Linked DNA regions of Homo sapiens: region 2 is linked to region 1. Evidence: chromatin contacts called from ENCODE Hi-C or POLR2A ChIA-PET data. All regions are on one chromosome and are shown on one strand. The core of a region is the stretch at or near the end of the contact, and the rest is flanking DNA. Distances in the headings are between cores, read along the strand shown. Region 1 overlaps LINC01740 (long intergenic non-protein coding RNA 1740). Region 2 holds the start of LINC02773 (long intergenic non-protein coding RNA 2773).

Region 1 (7,427 bases), core at 1,115-3,614:
TGACACACAAGATCTTTATTATTGAAGGTTTAAAAATGGCGATCCACTTCACCGTGTCATTCCACTGGGAAATGATTCCTGGGTCTGAGGAGGAACAACTCCTCACCTGTCTTCAAACAAGGTGGGAGGGAGAAGCAAAGAGGAAGTGGGAATAGCTGGTGGTCATCAGAAATCGTGATCTCCAATTCTTCCCTATGATTTCATGTCTATATTTACTTCATGTCATTTGTCTTCCCTTCCATTGTATATATGACATGTTCCCATTTGCCGTGCATGTTCATTTTGCCATGCATGTTCATGCCCTTTGTCCTACCTGTGTCTTGTAACAGTAGTGTGTGTGTGATCCATGGAAAAGAAGCAGGCTGGAAGTCAAGTGACTAGAAATCTCTACCCCTAACAGGCCATGGGACCCCGGGCAGGCCACCTCACCTAGACCTTAGTTATAAAACAGGGACTTGCCTGGTTGGCCTGGAGGTAGTACACCGCTCTAAGTTTCCGTGTGTGTGTCCACCCCCAATACAGAGGAAGAAGTTCCTGTCCCCACAGAACCCCCATCCTCCCCACCCCCAACAATACCTGAGGCTGCTAGCGGTTTTCTCTCCTGGGGAGCACACACAAGGTGTTTGGTCACAGGCACTAGGAAACCTGTAAGAACAGGAAGAACAGCGGGCAATGCTTCTATCAGCATGAGGGGCAGGAGCTGGGGACACCAAGGAGAGAGCTTGCTGGTGGCTGGAGACTGGGGAGGGGAGAGGAGTCAGCTCTAAATATCTCCCAGAAGTGAGCTGGAGGCGGAAGGTGCTTCTGGTACACCTGACATGTGTAGCCTGAAGAGGTGGCTGCAATATTTAGCCAAGTACCAGTAGTGATTGTCAGATGTAACAGTGACAGTGGCTCACTCACTTTGCTCCATTTCCAGAACACGGTCACCATCATTTTGCTCAAAATTTTGAGAAGTTGTTGTTGTTTCTAATTTGTTTTTGGCACAAGCATGCTGTTCCGATAGGAAACTTTCTGTTGTTTTATGCTCGAGCGGGGACGATGAAAGAGGAGATAACCAAGTGTTTCTTCTGCACTTGGGCAGATCTGGTCGCTGGTAGGCCAGGTGAGGACTCTTTAAGTAGAAATGGCCTCTCGAGTTTCCAGAAAGGAAACACAGAGTCAAGGGTGGGTCTGGCAGGGCTGGGACGAAGGGGAGCCAAGTGGGGTGCCTAAGGTGTAAAACTGAAGGCGGCGCTCATGGTCAGGCCCTGCAAGCACAGGGTGGGCGCCTGATGCGATGCCTCCTCATACACCTTCTCATGGCTGGGCCCTGAGGCCGACCACCTCCATCTCTGGAGATCTGGTCTGGCGCCGGTTACCTGCTGAAAGGCACTGAGATTGTGTTCCAAGTGGAAAAGTTGGTTCCAGCGGACTCACATGCATAGAATAAGACACACATTTCACAGCCCACCTTCATCACCAAAACCATGGACTTCGGAGTCTGATGACCTGGGACTGACTTCCAGCTCGCCATTCATTAGCTGTGTGACCCAGGGAAACGCTTAATCGTGTGCCTCGATTTCCGTCCTCATCAGTAAAATGGGGAGGACTCAGAGAAGAGGACTAAACGACAAGGGGATGGAGGATCATGAAAACACCTGGCACAGAGCAAACCTCAGTAAATTGTGAGTTCCCTGTGAGGCCCTGATGTTGTTTACGATCACGTGTTGGCCAGGGATCCTGGCCTCTGGAAACTTCCATTGGCAACATTAGCACAGTAGGAGGGTTTGGAGATCAGTCCACGAATTTACCACCCAGCGAAATTAACTGGTTTCTAGTCACACCACTAATGACAGTTTAGACACAGTCAAAACGGTGATAAATGGACCTAGTTGGCCCAAGCTGATGGATTCATAAATAAATATTTAAACCACAGCCTTTCTCTGACAGCAGAGGCATCAGAGAGCAGAGACGCTATAAGCAAAGAGTTAAGGAGTCAAGGGCCATAGAAAACTCTTCCTGACACTTGGTTCAGGCTCAGAGGGCAACTGAGATGTCCATCTGGTTAACCAAAGAGGGCTTCCAGGAGGAGGTTCTGGGACTTCAAAGAGCCTCCAACTAGGCTCAGTTGTTCTTCCGTTTTCATCATCATCTCAACAGTCAACTCTCTTAAAGTATAACACGGTACAAGATGGGCTCTCAGTCTGCAGGTGAGTGAGTGGAGTCGTTTCCCCAGATGTTTCACGATCCCAGGCCTGGTCCCTTTAAGGCATCGAAACTCAGAACATTCTATCAGCTGCCTCGGCCTCCCCGTGGCGCGCTTACGTCACCCTTCGGGGAAGCGGCTGACGTCAGCGCGTTCTTGGCGAGTGGGGCGGGGCCGGTGACTCACCCGGACCGCGCCCCTTGCTCCCCGCCCCCGCCGGGCCGCGCGCACGTGAGCGCGCGCTGCGCGGGTTGCTAATTTTAGCTCCGGCGGCTTCCCTGGGGTCCCGTGAGGTGAAGGGGAGTGGAGGGGACGAGGCGGGCAAGGAGCGTGGCTCTCCTCGTTCCTTCCTGCCCCGCCGTGGGTTTTCCTCGAGGACCGGGCCCGGCCCGAGGGGTGGGGGCCCGCGGGCGACTCGAGGTGCTGGAACGCGGGCGCTTACCGAGGCGAGAACCTAGGGGGTCTCCCCGCGTGGAAACCCCGCCCCTCCCTCGGCCTTGGACACAGTCGGCGCTCAATAAATGAATCGAAGTTTCTTCCTGGACGGCGACCCTGGGCTTTCGGGAGAAAGCCAGAGGGGCAGGGTTCTGGAAGGTTCCCTGGCGGCTGGGGTGCGGTGCGGGCTGAAATCCGAGCAGGAGCTGGGCGCGGCCCTCGGGGACCGACTATGGGGGACGGCGCCGCGGGAGTGGGGCAAGTGCGGGCCTGGACCCTTGGGGCCACCGCGTCAGCAGTCGGCGGGGCCGTGGGAGGGACGGTGCCCGCCCGCTGTGAAGGGCGGTGGCCCTTCTAGGGTCAGGCCAAGCGCAGAGGCCTGAAGGTCACCGGGTGAGGAGCCAGCGCGGGTGCCTCAGAAGCCAAGCGCCCCGTCCCGAGCCCTGCGCGAACCAGTATGACCTTCCAGGAACCAGATGAGAGCTGCGTTTTCAAGAAGCAGTGCCAGACACCTTGGGAAATCGACACTCTCCTGTCCTTGGGTGGGGGTGGGGGTCCTGGAAAGAAGCTCCGTCAGCGTAAAGTGAACTCTTAGCTTTGACTTTGCAGAGGGATCCGTTGTGTCACAGTGACCCGCATTCCTGTCATTGGTGTGGTGTGTTTCACAGCCATTGCCTCCCTAGGTAGATTGTAAAACGGCGTTCGTAGAGCCTTTGACCTCATAATATTATGTTGGAAATTACACGATAGTAAACATAATGATAAATGGGGAATGTTAAATGGTAGTATGGGAACATTTTCTAATGGTTGCATCCTTAAAATTTTCTGTTTCAAGTTTTTAAAGGCTATAGCCTTAAAAAAAGCTGACTGTAGGAAAATGGTGGAAAGAGTCGTGGAATAAAGGTAGCTTTGGGGATTATGACGTGAATAAATGACAGAAATTAGTATGTGTCATTTTCCTTTGTTTTCCAAAAATACCACAATGTCCTTTGTAAATTGGAAGTTTTTCAGATGTGCATGTGGAAGCTGCAAGATTTTTAGGGCTTTATATCCATCTTAAAACTGGTTTTAAAGGATTGGCAATTACAATCTAATACTGGTATTTGTAGCAAATACATCCAGAGGTAGGCATACTGGTTTTTTAATATTGTTATATGGCAACAAAGGTCTCTTTGTCCTAATTTGTAGGACAAAGTTGCAACCACATTTTCCTCAATGTAATGCTTATGGGGGGAGGGTCTTAAATTGATTTGAAAGCAGGTTGTATTAGGATTCTCCAGAGAAACAGTACCAATAGGATATACAGGCATACCTCATTTTATTGTGTCTCACTTTATTGCACTTTGCAGATAATGTGTTATTTACAAATTGGTACCGTTGGTACCGTTTTTTCCAACAGCATGTGCTCACTTTATGTCTGTCAGCATTTTTTTAGCAAGAAAATATGTTTAAATGAAGGTGTGTACTTTTTTTAAAGTCATAATGCTGTTGCACACTTAAGACTACAGTGTAGTGTAAACATAACATATATGCACTGAGAAACCAACAAATTTGTGTGGATCCCTTTACTGTGATATTTACTTTACTGCAGTGGTCTTGAACCAAACCTGCAATATCTCTGAGGCATGCCTGTGTGTGCACATATATGATTTATTATAAGGAATTGACTTATGCAGTGATGGAGGCTGGCAAGTCCCAAGATCTGCAAGGTGAGTAAGCAAGCTTGAGACCTAGGAGAGCTGATGGTGTAGTTCTAGTCCAAGTCCAAAGGCAGGAAAAAGCCCATGTCACAGTTCAAAAGTAGGAAGAATTCACTCACTTTGGGGAGGGTCAAACTTTTCATTCTATTCAGGCCTTTAAATGATTGGATAAAGCCCACCTACATTATAGAAGGCACTCTGCTTTCGTCTGTCAATTTAAATGTTAGTCTCATCCAAAACACCCTTACAAAGATAACCCCAGAATAATGTTTGACCAAAATATCTGGGCACCCCATAATCCAGTCAAGTTTGACACAGAATTAACCGTCACACTGACCTATCTGATTTCTAAAGATCTTGGCCTTAAAATTGTGACTTTGGTCTCTAAGGCAATTATGAGGGTGAGTTCTTTGTAAATGGTTTCTCGGATGTATTTGCTTCTATTGAAACCTTAGTAGAGAGGACCCGTCATTTAATTACCTCTTCCTATGTTCTTGATAGTCTTTATTTTTAAAATCTAGTTCAGTTGAATATAATAATTTCTTTCACCTTTTTTAGAAGCTGAGCTACAGTTATGTTTTAGGAAGCTAGTTGATCTATCCAGTAATCTATCAAGTAATGTTGATCTGTCAAGCAAGTTAATCTATCAAGTAATGAAGCTAGCTGGTATTAAATAATTCTTTGTTTTTAACTATTAAATACAGGGCTTTGGGTATGTAATATAAGCAGCATTATGGTAATATTCTGGAAGTTTCAATTATTGCAATGATTGAGAGCATTAGAGTGTTATTTTCTGTTTGAGATATTTTTTAAGATAGTGTTGCTTCAGGAACATTGTAGTCATAATATTTTGCAGTCTAAATCCTTATTTTAAAAAATCTCATAACTTTTTATATCCTATTTAAAAGTATTGATATTGATATATTGGATTGGATTATTAGCTTTATAAATAAATACAATCACTGGACCTCTGTCAGTCCCAAAAACAAAACTTGTTTTGCACCTAAATTGTTTATTTTATTTTATTTTATTTTTAGCTGAGTAGTTAAGATTTCAGGCCTTTTTAAAAAGTCATGTGTTTAGGTATAATTTACATGCAGTAAAATTCACCCTTTTAGGTATAAAGTTCTGGAATTTTGACAAACATAGTCATGTAATCATTACCACAATCAAGACAAAACATTTCCATCACCCCAGGAAGTTCCCTTGTGCTCCTTTGCAGTCAATCCCATTCCTGAAAATAAAATTTTAAATAAAATTAATAAAACTTTCTAAAAACATGTCTGATTCATGCCACTGTCTGTCACCATCATAAATGGACTTACTTGGTCTCAATATGGAATTCACAAGTTATCACATCAGTCGAATAATTATGTTCTTGCTGATTTAGTCAAAGTGAGATCATTCAGTGCTCAATGGATGGCTGCATACTAACATTTAAGACTTGAGAGGATACAGCACAGCAGGGGACTATCATGATGACTGTTAGATAGGATTTGGTATTTAGGATAACACCAAAAAATGAAGCGTATTCCTTAACAGGAGCCCTGAGGGACCAAATTGATCCAAATCAAACAAGTCAAAGCTTAGGTAAGTAATATAGGCAGCTTAACAGTATTTGAGTCCATTTGGCCATAATCCTTATTCAAAGTGTGATGGAAATTAAGGACCACAGCTTGCTATAGAATGATCTGATTTAAATAAGTATCCAATTTTGTCATTAACTTGATAACACAAGCCTTAGTAACCTGGAGACCCACTAGAAGAACATAGATTAGAAAACCCTGGAAAAGCCAAGCTTGCCATCCACCACTCAGGATTCCTGCAAACCAACTGTTAGCTGCTGCCATGGACACAGCATGTGTTCCTTTCCCTTAAGAAATTTCCTTCATGTATTTGATGGCAGTGTCTAAAGAAACAGCAGTTTCACCTTTGTTTTTAGTTAAGCTTCCTCTAGTAACAAAATTAGGGGACAGACAGGCACAATATTCAGTTTTGTCAATACTATATACAAGCCTCCAATTTGGGCGAAAAGAAGCTCTAAGTCCACATGATGTTCCAGTAAATGTTTTTTCTTAAAACATATGCTGTCTGGGCGCAGTGGCTCATGCCTGTAATCCCAGCATTTTGGGAGGCCAAGGCGGGTGGATCACGAGGTCAGGACTTCAAGACCAGCCTGGCCGAAATGATGAAACCCCGTCTCTACTAAAAATACAAAAATTAGCCGGGCGTGATGGCACGCGCCTGTAATCCCAGCTAGTCGGGAGGCTGAGGCAGAGAATTGCTTAAACCCAGGAGGCAGAGGTTGCAGTGAGCCGAGATTGCCCCACTGTACTCCAGCCTGGGTGACTCCATCTCAGAAAAAAAAAAAAAAAGTATATATGCCATCATCCACCTTTCTCAAAGGATGACTTCTGCCCGTTTGAACCTCTGGGAGTTCTGGTTAGCCACAAAGTCCAGGATTTTTCCCCAATTTATGGATTGGTTTCAAATTCCATATGACTGATACACTACTACTGCCAAGAGTGAGCCCTCAAGAACCCCATTGGAATCATTCCTCAGTGGAAACTAGCTTATCTTCATAAGCCTAACAGTTGCTCTGGTTTTTTGCTAGAGCATAAGCCTTACCTAAAGCCATCCATAGATTATGGTTCCATGGATTTTCCTGCAAGGAAAAGGAAGTAATTAGGACATAAGGAAACAGGGGAGAAAGAAAAAAGATAGACCACAGTAAACAATTGCCAGCTGAGAATAACAAGACTTCAAATGTTCATAGTTAAAGATCTGATGAGAGTTCATTACGATGATAACACAATTGAGAAGGGAATTTGGTTATTTCTGTTGCATGCAACATTTTAAGATAGTAACCAGAATTATGACTGATAATGTTATTCCAGAACTATCAAATTTCTATGAATTTCACACAATTTCTGAAATATGTTAATAACACATTCATACAAATATAATCCAAAGAAGGTTTAGCCTTACTTCTTATTTGGCAATGCTTCCCGTATAATTTAATATACCAAGTAAGCCCAATTAGCTTAATATTTCTCTTTTCATAAGGAGAAAATCAACTTACAAAAGGCAGATTAATGGGAGAA
Region 2 (6,533 bases), core at 912-3,411, 110 kb before region 1:
CCTAACTGGAAACCGGACAGTTACCAGGGCACCCAAAACCCAATATTTGGTTATTACTTCATCCTTGACCTTCATTCCATTCATTCCCAGCTGCAGACAGTAGGATTTCTAAGGAAGAGTTAAGAGGGTAGAGGTGGTGGACTGTCTCTCTGTGATTGTTGTTTTCCAGGAACTCAGCTTGTTGCCAGGGAGATGTCACACACTAGAATGTTCCCACTGACCAGCAAGGGAACTCTGGAATGACTCATGTGAGGACCTGCCCCAGGAAAGGGAGGGTTATGGCCTAAAACCACACCACCCCCCTCATTGTATCAAACTCCATCCTTTTCAATGACAACTTCAGCCCCTCCCCTTCCCCCACCAGGAAGCCTTCCTAGATGAACCAGAAGCACTGTCTACCCCAAGCCACCCTCACACCTCCAACACTTCATTTGCATATGTGGTTAGCTTTTTAATGATATCAGAGCAATCTGTGAACAGCTTCAGCAGGGGGCCCTCTGGCAGAATTGAATAAATTGGACGGTTAAAGACCTGATTGAGGCCAGGTTTGTTGGCTCACTCCTGCAATCCCAGCGCTTTGGGAGGCCTAGGAGGGAGGATTGATTGAGCACAGGAGTTTGAGATCAGCTCCAGGCAACATGATGAGATCCCCATCTCTAAAATATAAAATAAAAATTAGCCAGGTGTGGTGGCAGGCACCTGTAGTCCCAACTACTCAGAAGACTGAGGTGGGAGGATCGCTTGAACCCCAGAGTTCGAGCCTGCTATGAGCCATGATTGTGCCACTGCACTCCAGCCTGGGCAACAGAGTGAGACCCTGTCTCAAAAATTAAAAAAATATATATATGACTGAGAGCCAGCTTGGTAAAGCCTTCAGAGCCAATGTGCCCTGCAGTCCGTCAACACACATGGAATGATTGCGCACTGGGGAACTGCAGTGCAAGACAGAGATGTGGAAGAAAGACTTGACTCTCAGAGATAGAAAAGTCAGGAAAGACACAAATAAAAACCCCAAAGAACTCCCAGACACAGACCTCTACAAACTGACTTGTTAACCTTTTGGGCCCGATCACAGCAGAAGCAAGGGCTCCACACCATACGAACCTGGGTCAAGGCTAAGGTGCCGGGGCCGGCTTCTTCTCCTCTGCTCAAGCAGGCTTTATATGGAGCACACTCTCTCCAGGACACAAAACAAGAACCATGCCCCTTCCACCCTGGCCCCCCTTACCCTCTCAGAAGGGGCTCCCTGGCCTAGCAGAGAGCAAAAGGCTACAGGTCTCACCACTGAAAGCTGGGCACCACCCGCCCCAAAGCAGAGAAGTGGAGGAGAGGACACTAGGTAGCTGCGCTAGCAGGGTTGTGCATGAAGCCAGCACCTGAGAGAAGACAGGAGGGAGGCAGAATTGAAGCCAGAGGCGGTGGTTTTTGGTGGTCACTATGGCCCACTCTAATTACTATGCACCAGGCGAGAGTCTGTGCTGGGTGCTCCTGAACATACAGATATGCAAGACACGGCCCTTGGGGGTGGGATGTCCTATAGGAGAAATTAGCCAAAAACGCAAGGCTGCCTGCATTGAATGCCAAATGATGGACACACACCATAAGTGTCAGAGGAAAAGAAATAATATTTACTGAGTACTTACTATGTGTTAAAGCACCTGTAAATGGTTTAGATGTATTTAATTTTTCCAACAGCCCATGAAGTGATTACTGGTATTATTTCCACTTTATGGATGAGAAAATTGAGGCTCAAAGAGTCTTAAAACACTTGCTTGGTGTCACACAATTTTTCATGGTAGATTCAGATTTTCAACTCAAAATTCTACCTCTCCAAGTGCGCGCGCGCGGACCCACGCACATGCATGGTTTTCTTGATGGGAGAGGATTTTGGGAAAGAGAGGTGACACCAGGCACGGGACTCTGGCTCCTACGCATAACTTATTTTTGACACATAGAGGGAACTTCGACGGCTACGTTTTCAAGCAGAGGGATGTCTTCTAACGAAGAGTTCATTTTTGATGTTTAGTTGTGCAGTCGTTAAGTCTGCGAGTTGCGATCCTGCTTCAGTTGTGCTGTGGGAGCGCAGTGGCCCAGGACTGGCTGGCCCGGCTGGGGAGGAGCCCAGGGAAAGAGGAAGGGAGGGCAGGGGAGGGGAGAAGCAGCTGTCCCCGGGCTGCCTGGGAGTCACTGGGGAGTCCTAGCCCGCCCTTGGGCCTAGGGCTCCCTGATGCGGCCTCCACTCTTCGCAGGGCCAGGGGGCGAGGAAGGAGGAGGGAGGGAAGAGGGAAGCTGGGGAGTGGGAGAGCGTCCTCCACGACCGCTTGGGTCCTCCGCGGGGCAGCCTCGGGGAGGGTGGCTGCAGGGCCCGGAGTCGCCTGGATCGCAGCGCCATCTCGTGGCTGCTGGCAGGTCTGCCTTGGGCCCTCTTGGCACAAGGCAAGGAAACAGGAGCTCTTCCCATCAGTGACAGGTGCCCGCCGGCCCGCAGTGAGTCCCAGGGGGCTTTCTCCTGCGTCAGGGAGCCAGGAGGGGAAGGGGGCATGGGTGCTGGGACCAGATTTCCCTGACTCTGTGCTCCTGGGTAAGGACTGATTGTCAAGAGTGGGCTTCCAGTTCTACCCCAGGCCCTGAGGGTCTTGTCCTTTTGCTGGGAGCCCCCACCGTTCTCCCCTACTCCCTCCTGTCTTCTCAAACGATAGCATAATGGAAGAAATCATCCTTAGAGTATGCAGGCCAGAACCCTGCCCCGTTGCGTAAGAGCTGTTGTCCCCGCGTCTCTCTGAGCCTCAACGGTTTTATCTGTTAAAGGGCATAATAACACCAGGAGAAGAATATATTGTAAAGCCTCTAGCACAGTGCCTTCAAGTAGTAGGAACTTAATCCATCCTTGAAGGCGACATCATTGTCAGTGGTTACAACAGGTCTCAATGTTGCGGAAGCTCATGCTTAGCAGATGGTAGGTGCCCTGGGAATATTGCAAACTAGTAGCGATGTCTTCTTAGCTCCAGCCCGAGAATGGGACAGTCCTAGTGCTAGATGTTTGCCTAGTTTCATAGATGATAACAATCCAGCTGGTCTTGCAAACCTAGTAAAAATAGCTGTCTATTCTACCCATCAGCCCAGGAGAATGCTCCAGTGTCACCAGTGACTCCTGCTCCCACATCTGCCTACAGGAAGCCCTCTTGGAACAAAAGCATCTCACTTCTGGGAGGCATCAAGGTAGTGAGGGGAGAGGGCAGTGGTGTGGGTTACACAGACCTGGGGCTCCCTTACCAGGTGAGGACCTGGAGCAGGCCACTAACCTCTCCAAACCCCATGTTTGTCATCTGTAAATCAGGGATATTATTATACTTCCCACCTCTTTAGGCTTGTATGGAATTGAATGAGATTATTAATGTAAAACACTTAGCACGGTGGTTTTAGTGTGCATCAGCATCACCTGAGGATTTATTAAAATATGAGTTGCTGGGCCCCACCTCAAGTTTCTCAAGCTGTAGGACCGTGGTGTGGCTCAATAATTTATTTGCACTTCTAATTTGCATCTCGGGGGATGTTGGTGCAATCTGTCCAGGAACCAGGCTTTGAGAAGGACTAATCTGGCACATACTAGATCTGCAATGAATTTTTTTATTATACTTTAAGTTTTAGGGTACACGTGCACAACGTGCAGGTTTGTTACATATGTATACATGTGCCATGTTGGTTTGTTGCACCCAGTAACTCATCATTTAACATTAGGTATATCTCCAAATGCTATCCCTCCCCCCTCCCCCCACCCCACAATAGGCCCCAGTGTGTGATGTTCCCCTTCCTGTGTCCACGTGTTCTCATTGTTCAATTCCCACCTATGAGTGAGAACATGCGGTGTTTGGTTTTTTGTCCTTGCGATAGTTTGCTGAGAATGATGGTTTCCAGCTTCATCCATGTCCCTACAAAGGACATGAACTCATCATTTTTTTATGGCTGCATAGTATTCCATGGTGTATATGTGCCACATTTTCTTAATCCATTCTGTTATTGTTGGACATTTGGGTTGGTTCCAAGTCTTTGCTATTGTGAATAGTGCCGCAATAAACATACGTGTGCATGTGTCTTTATAGCAGCATGATTTATAATCCTTTGGGTATATACCCAGTAATGGGATGGCTGGGTCAAATGGTATTTCTAGTTCTAGATCCCTGAGGAATTGCCACACTGACTTCCACGATGGTTGAACTAGTTTACAGTCCCACCAACAGTGTAAGTGTTCCTATTTCTCCACATCCTCTCCAGCACCTGTTGTTTCCTGACTTTTTAATGATCGCCATTCTAACTGGTGTGAGATGGTATCTCACTGTGGTTTTGATTTGCATTTCTCTGATGGCCAGTGATGATGAGCATTTTTTCATGTGTCTGTTGGCTGCATAAATGTCTTCTTTTGAGAAGTGTCTATTCATATCCTTCACCCACTTTTTGATGGGGTTGTTTTTTTCTTGTAAATTTGTGTGAGTTCGTTGTAGATTCTGGATATTCGCCCTTTGTCAGATGAGTAGATTGCAAAAATTTTCTCCCATTCTGTAGGTTGCCTGTTCACTCTGATGGTAGTTTCTTTTGCTGTGCAGAAGCTCTTTAGTTTAATTAGATCCCATTTGTCAATTTTGGCTTTTGTTGCTATTGCTTTTGGTGTTTTAGACATGAAGTCTTTGCCCACGCCTATGTCCTGAATGGTATTGCCTAGGTTTTCTTCTAGGGTTTTTACGGTTTTAGGTCTAACATTTAAGTCTTTAATCCATCTTGAATTAATTTTTGTATAAGGTATAAGGAAGGGATCCAGTTTCAGCTTTCTATATATGGCTAGCCAGTTTTGCCAGCATCATTTGTTAAATAGGGAATCGTTTCCCCGTTTCTTGTTTTTGTCAGGTTTGTCAAAGATCAGATGGTTGTAGATATGCAGCATTATTTCTGAGGGCTCTGTTCTGTTCCATTGATCTATATCTCTGTTTTGGTACCAGTACCATGCTGTTTTGGTTACTGTAGCCTTGTAGTATAGTTTGAAGTCAGGTAGCGTGATGTCTCCAGCTTTGTTCTTTTGGCTTAGGATTGACTTGGCAATGCGGGCTTTTTTTTGGTTCCATATGAACTTTAAAGTAGTTTTTTCCAATTCTGTGAAGAAAGTCATTGGTAGCTTGATGGGGATGGCATTGAATCTATAAATTACCTTGGGCAGTATGGCCATTTTCATGATATTGATTCTTCCTACTGATGAGCATGGAATGTTCTTCCATTTGTTTGTATCCTTTTTTATTTCATTGAGGAGTGGTTTGTAGTTCTCCTTAAAGAGGTCCTTCACATCCCTTGTAAGTTGGATTCCTAGATATTTTATTCTCTTTGAAGCAGTTGTGAATGGGAATTCACTCATGATTTGGCTCTCTGTTTGTCTGTTTTTGGTGTATAAGAATGCTTGTGATTTTTGCACATTGATTTTGTATCCTGAGACGTTGCTGAAGTTGCCTATCAGATTAAGGAGATTTTGGGCTGAGACAATAGGGTTTTCCAGATATACAATCATGTCATCTGCAAACAGGGACAATTTGACTTCCTCTTTTCCTCATTGAATACCCTTTATTTCCTTCTCCTGCCTGATTGCCCTGGCCAGAACTTCCAACACTATGTTGAATAGGAGTGGTGAGAGAGGGCATCCCTCTCTTGTGCCAGTTTTCAAAGGGAATCCTTCCAGTTTTTGCCCATTCAGTATGATATTGGCTGTGGGTCTGTCATAGATAGCTCTTATTGTTTTGAGATACGTCCCATCAATACCTAATTTATTGAGAGTTTTTAGCATGAAGGGTTGTTGAATTTTGTCAAAGGCCTTTTCTGCATCTATTGAGATACTCATATGGTTTTTGTCATTGGTTCTGTTTATATGCTGGATTATGTTTATTGATTTGCATATGTTGAACCAGCCTTGCATCCCAGGGATGAAGCCCACTTGATCATGGTGGATAAGTTTTTGATGTGTTGCTGGATTCGGTTTGCCAGTGTTTTACTGAGGATTTTTGCATCGATGTTCATCAGGGATATTGGTCTAAAATTCTCTTTTGTTGTTGTGTCTCTGCCAGGCTTTGGTATCAGGATGATGCTGGCCTCATAAAATGAGTTAGGGAGGATTCCCTCTTTTTCTATTGATTGGAATAGTTTCAGAAGGAATGGTACCAGCTCCTCCTTGTACCTCTGGTAGAATTCAGCTGTGAATCCATCTGGTCCTGGACTTTTTTTGGTTGGTAAGCTATTAATTATTGCCTCAATTTCAGAGTCTGTTATTGGTCTATTCAGAGATTCAAGTTCTTCCTGGTTTAGTCTTGGGAGGGTGTATGTGTTGAGGAATTTATCCATTTCTTCTAGATTTTCTAGTTTATTTGCGTAGAGGTGTTTATAGTATTCTCTGATGGTAGTTTGTATTTCTGTGAGATCGGTGGTGATATCCCCTTCATCATTTTTTATTGAGTCTATTTGATTCTTCTCTCTTTTCTTCTTCATTAATCTTGCTAGCAGTC

Evidence for each region. Hi-C counts contacts between places; a loop is a spot of excess contacts on that map. ChIA-PET counts read pairs that join two places held with the same protein, here RNA polymerase II (POLR2A). Pooled maps may share reads with other maps.
Region 2: a map of Right ventricle myocardium inferior shows a loop between it and region 1 (2.8-fold over the local background). The contact joins the promoter of LINC02773 here to the enhancer-like site in region 1. A Hi-C loop is called at or near these places in 1 of 168 maps with a recorded cell type or tissue (Right ventricle myocardium inferior), 10 of 37 single-sample maps with no recorded cell type and 13 of 50 pooled maps. POLR2A ChIA-PET finds 5 or more read pairs at or near these places in 7 of 52 experiments (AG04450, MCF 10A, SK-N-SH and 4 more).

Annotation. Positions count from the first base shown.
Region 1 is chr1:212,553,973-212,561,399 of GRCh38, reverse strand. LINC01740 (long intergenic non-protein coding RNA 1740) reads right to left here. Exons shown (of 3, transcript NR_125985.1): 2 at 6,952-6,988; 3 at 5,334-5,557. Among named protein-coding and RNA genes, the nearest start is that of LINC01740, 12 kb to the right of the region's middle. RefSeq lists enhancers at 2,024-2,163, 2,664-2,793, 2,173-2,910 and a silencer at 2,334-2,603. Within about 2 kb of position 2,364, at least 38 of the 41 ENCODE cell types and tissues checked have a DNase peak (open chromatin) inside an H3K27ac peak, as active enhancers do.
Region 2 is chr1:212,661,273-212,667,805 of GRCh38, reverse strand. It overlaps LINC02773 (long intergenic non-protein coding RNA 2773), which reads left to right and starts at 2,161. Exons shown (of 4, transcript NR_183483.1): 1 at 2,161-2,487; 2 at 3,119-3,219. RefSeq lists silencers at 322-541, 2,097-2,406.